Regions from separate parts of the Homo sapiens genome. Here region 2 is linked to region 1. A link is an interaction called in ENCODE POLR2A ChIA-PET data of the cell type or tissue named here. Cell type or tissue: GM12878. All regions are shown on one strand. Links, peaks and the distances in the headings refer to the core of each region. The heading gives the core; the rest is flanking DNA.

Region 1 (5,397 bases), core at 170-5,169:
ATTTCTTAACACTCTTTAGCATTGCCCTTACCCTAATTCAGAGCCTCATTTGTCTCTTGAAATATTGCAAAGATTTAAATATGACTTTAGCTCACTGTTTATGCCTAGCTTCCACTCCGTCCTCCACACTGCTGACCCCGATTCTTCCCCACTAGGCACTCAGTCCCTGTAGAGAACAGTCCAATTTCCTGAGCTTGGCAAAAGAGACACTTCATTACCTGGGCCTTTTGAGTGTGTGTGTGTGTGTGTGTGTGTGTGTGTGTGTGTGTGTGTGTATGTGTGATGGAGTCTCTGTCACCCAGGCTGGAGTGCAGTGGTGTGATCTCAGCTCACTGCAGCATCCACCTCCCGGGTTCAAGTGATTCTCCTGCCTCAGCCTCCCAAGTAGCTGGGACTACAGGCACACACCACCATGCCCGACTAATTTTTGTATTTTTAGTAGAGACGGGGTTTCGCCATGCTGGCCAGGCTAGTCCCGAACTCCTGACCTCATGATCTGCCCGCCTCAGCCTCCCAAACCTGTGCCTTTCTTTACTTAACTTCCTCAGCTGCATTTCTTCTTCATTCTTCCCTTCTGCTGTATGTGCATTTATTCTAGACAGCTTAGTTGTCCCCCAAAATGTCATAGAGAAAGCACTGGACTTAGAGATAGTGCAGAAGACAGTTTGTTCTTATGAGCAAGAGACATAATTAGAAGTATGCCCTAGAATAAGCAGCATAATAGTCATGAAATTAAAATGAAGTGTATTTATTTCCATTTAAACAATATACTTCCATCACAATTACTTATAATAACATTTTAAAATCATCGTCTGGTCACATATATGGCCCAGCTTAAATCTTTATTACATTAATTACTTATGTATAGCCTTGTGTGGTTTATTTTCACTCAAATGTGGCTTATTTCCCAATCAGACTATTAAATTCTTTTTTTACTCCCCAAAGAATCTAGAAAAATGCTGTGCAGGTGTGTTTGTTATAGAGGCTTAATAAATGCCTCTTGACTGATTGATATTGCCTACCTTTTCACTCAACCTTGCTCCCTCATTTCTTCATCTTATCCTTTTCATCCAGTCCCATGGTTTTTATTACAATTCCAATGAGGGTTTAGGTATTTAGAACACAATGGGTGGTCCCTAAATATTGAAGAATAACAGCATCATCCCCATACTAACTTAAATCTTGTTTCATTGCGAGTGACTTAGAAAGGTAGTTTACTCTTACTTATCTCAGAATATTATAGAGGCCACATTTCTCTTTCACCCCAAACAGTCATGCTCCACAGATTTTATACCCTAATTACCCCTATTATGCAACCTGATGCTCTCCTATCTTTCTTTCTTTGCCTCATTTCTTTTGCTTTAACCAGCATCTTCTCCATTCTAAACATAGCCCTACTTTCTGTTTGCTTATTTTCATTCTCACATACCTGGGCCTCAGAGTGTTGTTCTCCCAGACAGTCAGTTTGTAATGGTCTCTAAAAGAGTTGCTGCCCATATCCCTATTTCCTTTTAAATACTCTGCATATGTGATCTTTCTCATTACTCTATAGACCTAAGAAAACTCATGCCCATATTTTCCCATTATCACCTGTATTAACTCTGAGCCAGCTCTTTGACCTTGGACAGGTCGACTGGCTATACAACTACAGCTCACTTAAAACTGTTACATCACTGTCATTCTTGCTTCTACTTATAGCTAATGTGACATTAATCATGATGGACTATAGTTATATTTGATAATTTGCCATATCCAGTGGACTGTAATCTCCTGATGGAATGTTTGAGTCCCTAATGTCAGTTAATGGAAAATTTGGGGTTGTTCATGTTTACTAGGTCAGTGAATAAGATAGTCAGATTTTTGTTTGTCTTCTAATAATAAAAAGAAATGGAATACTATTCTGAGAAGACACTGCCTGGGAAATTACAGGATCTAGCCTTCAGATAGTCTAGGTAGTCTTTCTCGATCTGGTCGGCATTCTGACCTTTCTGATTGTCAAAATGATAAATGAGGATAGGATAAATTTAGCTATATTAGAACGGGGACATAAGAAGAAGTCATAGCTATCATTGTAGCCACCCCCTTCCCCAGCCCCCAGCAATCCCTTGTCACAAACACATTCAAATGTTTGTTGAGGAAATGACCCTTAAATGTGACACTTCATTTAGCCCACACCAGGCCATTTTCTAAATCCTTGAGGCAGCTTCTTAAAGTCCCAGTTCTCATTCCATATATTTCTTTGTGCTTTTCTGTGCTTGAAAAGCTTTCATAAGCTTTCCTCTAAATACCTACAGAAAGTTCATATTCTCTACAAAAGTGATTTCAACAACAGCATAACATTAGTGCCAATTTACAGGCATGTTTACTCTAACTGGATTCCACATGGCTCCACCACTACTATGAAATTATTCGTAACTAAAGCAATGAAAGTAACATGTAAAAAAATAAATTTACTTTCCAATGTATTATATTTGTGTGTATTTGTATTATGTATCTTGTTTTAGAAGTCTCTGGATGGTGACAGCCCTGAATCTGTAGATTTCTTTTCCTAGAACAGCCTGTCAATTGGATGCTACCCGGTGGTTTCTGTGAGGTGCCTACTGCTCATTCCCATGGCGCTTGTTTTATTTATTTATATAATGTGACACATTATTCCTGGCAGCAACCAGCAATCTGCATCTCTCAAATCAGATGTGATCAACAACAGAGTTTTCTGCTAAGGTTTGGGAAAAAAAAATGAAAGTATTGTGATGATGTAACTAAAAAAGAATGAAAAACAAATATCCAATCTAATGCCGTTTTGACCCAGATTTCAGGGGGTCTGAGGAGGGCATTTTGAGAGCTAACTTTTCCTGAACATACAGGTTGTACACTAGCTATGATCTCAAATAATTATCGAACAAGTTTCATTGTCTCACTGCTACTTTGGCATTTTCTTTATTCAAAATCTATATGCTGCCTGAGATCATCGGAGAGTATGTATATGAAAATGAGAGTGAAAATAAGAGAGGAATTTAGTGATCTAAGGACTACATTAAGGGAGTAGCTGTTAGTGTCAGTAAGTCTGGGTTCTATTTCTGAGTCTACCCTCCCTTCCTACTGTACAGCCTGCCTAAGCTTTCATTATTACTTATTGTATTGTATTGTATTGTTTTTTAAAGTGATTATTTCCATGGCAATGAGGCACTGTTGCAGGCATTAGGGAGGCATTACAGCCACAGTGGAGTTCGGAATCAGCAAAGAAGATAAAGGGAGTGGAGAGAAAAGGAGCAGGGGTTGGAAAAACTTTGAAAGCAAAGATGTAGGATGAATCCAACAAAGCATCAAAGATATTCTAATTTCTAATATCAGTTAATGGAAAATTTGGGGTTGTTCATGTTTACTAGGTCAGTGAATAAGATAGATTTTTGTTTGTTTTCTAATAATAAAAAGCAATAGAATAGTATTCTGAGAAGACACTGCCTGTGAAATTACAGGGTCTAGCCTTCAGATAGGCTAGGTAGTCTTTCTCGATTGGTCGGCATTCTGACCTTTTTGATTGTTGAAATGATAAATGAGGATAGGGTAAATTCAGCTATATTAGTACGAGGAAATATAGAGAGAGTATTTGATCTAGAGTTAGCCCTGATGTTAAAAAATAACAAAGGAAAACTCACACTATTGCTCTTAAAAGGTTCAACCTGTTTTCCAAAGATGAAAAATAAAATTCCTTTGATGAACAAGATATGGTGTATGAAAATGAACTAATCCCTGCTATTACATTCTGTCATCAAAGTGGACTGGATGGTTCCACATGAACACAAAGATGGTTATCAGATCAGTAATAATAATAATTATAAGGATCTCAACTTGCTGAGCACTTACTAAGATCCAGGTGCTAGTCTAATAAATTTCAACATATTAACTTAATAACTTCTCTGAGAAGAGAGAGATCTTTCGAAATCAGACTTAGTGTGTGCAGTTGCCTTCACAATGAAAATTTAGCTCTGCAAATGTCCTCCCTGGACCCTAAGAAACTTGGATAAAGCCGATATTAGGTAGGTTAAACATTTACTTTTCATTATCCATCAGATAGAATATTGAATAATATCTTCAATTCTGTCATTAGCACTCAATTTAGGAGTAAGTCTCGTTGCTGTTGACCAAAGTTATTTGAGAGGGTGAAATTGCTTGTCGCATGGCTCAATTTACCATTTTATGACATTACCATAGTGTATGGAAGCTGTTTTGACTTTTGTACATCTTATTAGCAGAGTGAAAGGGTGTTTTACACTAATCTTTTCCATTTCCCTGAGTCTGGATAATTGATCCAGAGTTATTTTATTTATTTGGTAGGAGCCATTGAAATGGTTGCACTTAATCTCATCCTCAAACTTGTGGATTAGATGTGCCAGTAGAGTAGGTTCAAATGGAGATGGAACAATTCTGCTTCTTTCCTTCAATATCATGATATTTGTGTTTTCTCCATTTGGTTACTTAAAACAGTCACATGGTCATATTATGTGGGTTATCAAAAGGAAGTATAATAATCTGTGATGTTTAATCACTTCGCATTCTACATAGCATAGTCAGAAAGCAGTTCTACTTGATTCTCATAGGTAAACATCCCTTTTTTTTTAATGAGCAAGGATACTCGGTTTTGTCTAAGTGCATACAGAGCTTGTTCAGTAACTGATAGGTTTAAAACCCAGGTCTCTTATCTCCCTGTCTAATGCTGTTTCTAGTACAAGCTCCTGCCAGTAAACTAGAGGGAGATATCTTACATGCCCATTTTATTAGGATTATATTTTCAAAATTTAATTATGTAAGGAAAAGGAAAATGAATGCTAATGAAAACCATGAAAATCCCATTAATGTACTAAATATTTTGAGTTTAAGTACATATTATTTTACTCATTAATAAATATGCTTGCACAGTAGTTGAATTTTAAAAGTTAAAGTTCTAGAGATAATGACCTTTCAGTTAGATGAATATTAGAACATTATTCCCCAGGTAATGTTTTAATGTTTTGTTTGTGCTTTTGTTCTATCTGGATAATGATGCAGTAATTCTTAGGACATTTAGCTTTTGTAAAAAGGAGTGAAGGTAATTAACCTCTGATTCCTTTGCTAAACTCTGTTAGCAGGCAGATCAGTCATTTGACCTCTATTAGGCAAGATAATGTAATGGAAAGACATGGCTGGTTATCCTCTGTGAATTCTAAATACAGTTACTGATATACTGGCTGGCCCTATATACATTCTTTGGTTTCCAAGGTTCTTAGTTGCCCTGGCTTTCAAGTAATCCAGTGTGTGGCCATTTAACCTATGTTGCTGAACTGCAGGGTCAAATTCGTGTTTGATTTAAACAACTTCAGGAGACCTATTTAATAAATCTTTCTTAAATCTTTATTATGC
Region 2 (5,397 bases), core at 277-5,276, 150 kb after region 1:
GCTAGGAATTAAAAAAACAGCAGGTTCAAACAAAGCTTAGATAATTTCATGGATTATAGCTTGATTTGCAGAGTAACTGCTATTTTACAGGCCAACATGAGCAATTCCCAAGTGGTTCATATGATGTTACTCTCACGATGTCTCCTCTGGCCCCCAGTTACCCCTCACATTTGAGGGGAGGGAGTGCAGCAAGCTCAGTGCTTCCCCAGTTTTCTCCATTGAATATATGCACTTTTTGAATTTTTAAAATCAAACAATTTTTCTAAAATTCAACTTAATAAGTGGTTAATGGGTGTCCACTATGTGGTGGGCCCGTGAGGGTACAAAATGAATGTGTCATTCTTCTAATTTGAAGGAGTGCTTCACCAAGGGACAGAAGAATATGTGCTTCCAATAAGCTGGAAAACAGGTTTGAGTAGGGTGTTCGAAGAGAGACAAAAATATTGTGGGTAAGCTCAGAAAAGGGAACAACCCTGACTGGGCAGAAGTCAGGAAGCTTCACAAATGAAGTAAAGTCATCTCTGAAATTTTCTTTTTCTTCCCATATCAAGAAAGAGAAGGGGAGAACAAGGGAGGGGAGGAAGGAAGGAAGATTTAAACACAAAGTTCAGGGTTCACGTGCACATCCTTTTTTTATGACATGCCTTTCTTTTACTTCTTTTAAACTATTCTTTTAGATTTGTTTTCGTGAATAAGTAAAACAGGAAAAAAAGAACGTCAGCATCTATCCAAATTGCCGTGAGTTGAAATGGGTGTAGTGAGAGTTGATGCTGAGACTTGTAGAGAGTTGACATAGTATATAATTACTACAGTTATCTGAGTGGCACTAAATTTGTTCACCTGTCATTCTTCTAGTGGTATATATTTGCTAAAATATGATTCAAAGAAGTGTTATTGTTTTTATAATTTGAAGAACAAAAGGCCTGTATTATATAAAATATTTTCCATTTAATATATTCTTTCTATAAAAGTTAAAAATCCAAAGAAATCTTTCAAAGTAAATTATTGTTCTCAGAAGGAAGGGTAGAAGAGTTTATACATTTGAAATTAAATTGGCTGGGTGCATAACTAAGAACATATTGAAAATGTACAGCACTTGAACCCTGCTGTGTTATCATCATAGTGAATCACAAGTTTTGCTTGGTTACTGTCAAATGGAAATAGAAATTAAATTTAAACAGAGCTTATTAAGACTTGTTAGTCTGAAGAGCACTTCATCAGCTTTAAAGTGTATGTAAGTGTCATGGCTAATTAAAATTGAGTTTTAGTGCAACTAACATAATTTTCTGTCTTAAAAATATGCTATCTGGGAACCTCTCCAGTACTTTGTCAAGATGTTCTTGGTACCATTATTAGTAATCATTAGGGACCATTATAGTTAATGTCTATTTGACCTTCCATCCAAGAAACTAAAAAAAAAAAAAAAATAGCAAAAAAGAAACTTTACATGGCTTGTGTTTGGAGGACAGTTCTTTGGTGTCATTTTTTATAGATGACTGGAATTTTGCTCAAACTGAGTCAGAAGTGAAAATTAAGATATTTAAATATTGAAATCATGCTTCTCAAAATATTTTAAAAACGTATGATGTAGTATAGCATGACAGGAGGAAAATAGAATACATTTGTATTATGTTTATTTGTATTAAAATAAGTATAGGAATAAAGAAATGGTAATGGACTGTGAATAATCAAAATAAAGTTGAAATACTTTCTCAGATCCCCTGTGATGTTATCTGTTTCCTATACAGCTTTCTATCTCCATCAAAAAGTATCTTTTATCTCCAATTAAAAACTAATTGATCTCTGAGGGGGTTTTAACATATGCGCATATTCCTTGATAATACTCCCTCCAGGAGGTGAAGCTTAATTCCCTTCCCTTTGAGTGTTGGCCAAACTTAATGACTTCCTTCTAACAAATAAAGCATGGAAAAGGAGAAACAGTAACTTTACAGTAGAGAGAGCCAGCATACAACATCGTAACCAGGCCGAGGTTAACAATAACAGTGATAAATCATGTTGATATAATGTACCCTGTGATATTATGTGATGAGAAGGCACCTCACCTCTGAGGTAATCTCCCCCTAAATCCATAACTCCAGCCTATTAGTGAGAAAAATATCAGACAATCTCAAACTGAAAGACCTTATGCAAAACATCTGACCAGTAAGCTTTAAAATGTACAATTTTTAAGGTCATGAAAGACAAGGAAATACTAAGGAATTGCCACAGATTAGAAGAGACTAAGGAGACACAATAACAAACTTCAATCTGTTTTCTGGCTTAGATCGGGGCCAGGGATAGAACATAAGTGGGAATACTGGGGAAATAAGTAAAATCTATAGTTTAGGTCATAACTCCGTACCAGCATTTCCTAGTTTTTGATCATTGTGATTTGATCATGTAGAATGTTAACATGAGGGGAAGATGGATGAAAGGTATGGGAGACTGTGCCAATTTTTCAACCTTTTATAAATCTAAAATAATTTTAAAATAAAACATTTTAAAACTAACAAATTCATGAGCAGTCATGATTCTCCTCATTACTCAGTAGCTAAGCTTCAAGGTGGTCCCTATAATCTTGACTTCTGTGTTCCCACACTTGTGTGGTTTCCTTTGAGAGCTGACCTGTGTACAAGATTTCTGCAGAAGTGAGGGTCTGTGGTTTCTAAGGCTAGGTCACAAAAGGTGCTGGCGGTTTCACCTTGGTCTCTTGAGTTGCTTGCTCCAGGGAAAGCTAGCTTTCATGCGGTGAGGTCCCTTCTGCTGCCCTAAGTCCCATATGAGAGGAGCTAGTGCATTTTTCCTTGACCATGGATTGAGTTACATTCCAGAGGTCCACAAACCAGATAGTGTAAAATTTCTTACATTTGTTATGCTGGAGCTTTGTTTCCTTGTTCTTAATGTCTGATTTTAAAGTTGATAGTAAATTTTAGGCTCTTGCACTTCTTTCTGCAAAAAAATGGCTTTTACATTACAACAACATTGTCTTATAAATTCTCTTGCACTTTTATAATTTTAAGACCTTCATTCATAAAATGACACATTCATTACATCAGCCATTAGACTATTTCAAGGTGCTGTTTAGTTGCAAAAAGTTCATTATCGAGAAAACAAGTCTAACCATTTATAATTTCTCACAATTTCTCTCCAGTGTGCACTGACTTCTGACTAATTTCTCTCCTATGTAAAGAAGAATACCTTTAGCCACATTTAAATTCAAGTTAAGCTTCTGTCAAATGTGATTTTAAAAAAAAATTTAAGGACCCCTCAATAGAATAAGAGATCACATAATTTTTTGCTATAATGAACATTACATTTTCTGACCACCAACATCTGTTTCTTTGTTGGATGGCGGGAATTCTTGGGATAGTTTGTAGGTTTTATGCTCATTGTTTTCTCTTTGTAAAATTAATAGGTGTAAATGTGACAAAATGAATCCGTGATTTAATAATACCTTACCTTTAAACTTCAAGCTCACCTCTTAGTAAACTCCAAATAATTATGAAATAGTTATTATTCAATTTATTCAGTTCTACATGAACTGAACAACTATGTATTAATACTTATTATTAATACACAATGGGCTTAACCTATTAGGGATTGCACATCGACCAATAGCCACAGAATTTCATTCTTAGTGTCAATAGCATATTCCCTACTAATGTGTGCATCTTGTAGACATTTAATGTTCATTTCTTCTCTATGAATATTCTTTCCTCTCAATTAGATACATTAGCTTTGATTTAAACACCTTCTGAATCATTCATTGTCCTGGAAGGAAAGAGGATTTACTCAGATGATTTAAATGAAGAAAGTTTTTAAAATAAAGAATTTGTTTACTAAGGAAAGAAATAGAGGATATGGGAGGATCCAGAGAATAGAAATGGTAGGAATGAGTTATTAAAAAAAAAATAGAACTGAAAACAAAGGAAGAAGCAAGCCCCAGGGAGGGCTAGAGCTCTAACAGAGAGATCACACAGTGGGAGTGGTAGTCTTTAAAAATCTAATTGCTTCACAGTAATTTTGCCAAAGCAGTGAAGGTGCAGGGAGGAAATACCCCAGTTTCTCTCTCAGCCTATCTGATAATCTCTTGCTTTACTGCCATTACTTCCCACAGGCAAAATCCAATCAAAACCCAGCTAGCTTGGCAGGCTGTCCTAGAGATCAGCCACCCAGGCTTCCAGAGCAGGGCAGAGAAGTATGAAAATTGATTTTGGAAAGGGGGCTAATGGAGAGCAAACACCATAAGAAAATGCTTTATTGGCAGCAAGCATTTTGTCTTTCCAGGTCATATTTTAAATATGCTTAAATATAAGGAAAAATTTATGCGTGTTTGAGATTTCATGTAAATATTTATATAAGTTGAATAATTATAATATTCCTGAATATGACATTTATTTCTTCTCAAGAGATAATATTTCTGACAATAAATAAGAAGGAAAAAAACTACCTGGTAGGTAATCTTGAAATTAATTTGTATAAATTTGAGCAAGTATTGAAACAAACCAAAGTGGATTCCTATTCAGGACTGTGGACAAGTACCACGGACAGCTACCACAGCGCTGCTTTTTAGGTTTTTTGTTTGTTTGTTTTATTTCAAATTATTTATTTTTAATTTTGGAGTATGTAGTAGGTGTATCTATTTATGGCATACATGACATATTTTGATAGAGGCATGCAATGAGTAATAATCACATCAGGGTAAGTGGGGTATCCATCACCTCAAGCATTTATCCTTTGTGTTACAAACCATCCAATCATACTTTTTAAGTTATCTTAAAATGTACAATTATTATTGACTGTAGTCACCCTGTTTTGCGGTCACATACTAGATCTTAGTCATTCTTTCTATTTATGTACCCATTAACCATCCCCATTTCCTCCCCACCTTCCACTTCCCAGCATCTGACAACCATCATTCTATTTTCTATCTCCATGAGCTCAAGTGTTTTAATTTTAGCTCCTACAAATAAGTGAGAACATGTGAAGTTTGTCTTTTTGTGCCAGGATATTTTACTTAACATAATGACCTCCAGTTCCATCTATGTTGTTGCAAATGACAAGATCTCATTTTTTATGGCTAACAGTACTCCATTGTATTTATATACCACATTTTCTTCATTCATCTGTTGATGGACACTGAGGTTGTTTCCAAAATTTGTCTATTGTGAACAGTGCTGCAGTAAACACGGGAGTGCAGAGTGCAGATATCTCTTCGATAATACGAATTCACTTTCTTTGCATAATATATCTAGCAGTGAGATTGCTGGGTCATATAATAGCTCTATTTTTAGATTTGGAGAAACTGGCAAACTGTTTTCCATTGTGGTTGTACTAATTTACATTGCTACCAACAGTGTATGAGGGTTCCCTTTTCTCCACATCCTCATCTGCATT

Evidence for each region. Peaks named below come from ENCODE experiments on the same cell type or tissue, not always from the same donor. Only the 100,000 strongest peaks of a DNase experiment are listed, where the experiment ranks them.
Region 2: POLR2A ChIA-PET joins it to region 1 with 5 read pairs; 2 of 35 experiments call an interaction of 5 or more read pairs at or near these places.

What each region holds. Positions count from the first base shown.
Region 1 is chr18:4,382,809-4,388,205 of GRCh38, reverse strand. All of the region lies in intron 1 of DLGAP1 (DLG associated protein 1), which reads left to right. Among named protein-coding and RNA genes, the nearest start is that of DLGAP1, 70 kb to the left of the region's middle. In GM12878, for the core only: no CTCF peak of the experiment used is centred there; no DNase peak of the experiment used is centred there.
Region 2 is chr18:4,230,134-4,235,530 of GRCh38, reverse strand. The region is part of intron 1 of DLGAP1 (DLG associated protein 1); the gene reads left to right. Among named protein-coding and RNA genes, the nearest start is that of DLGAP1-AS5, 32 kb to the left of the region's middle. RefSeq lists an enhancer at 1,215-2,132. In GM12878, for the core only: no CTCF peak of the experiment used is centred there; a DNase peak (open chromatin) is centred at 2,679.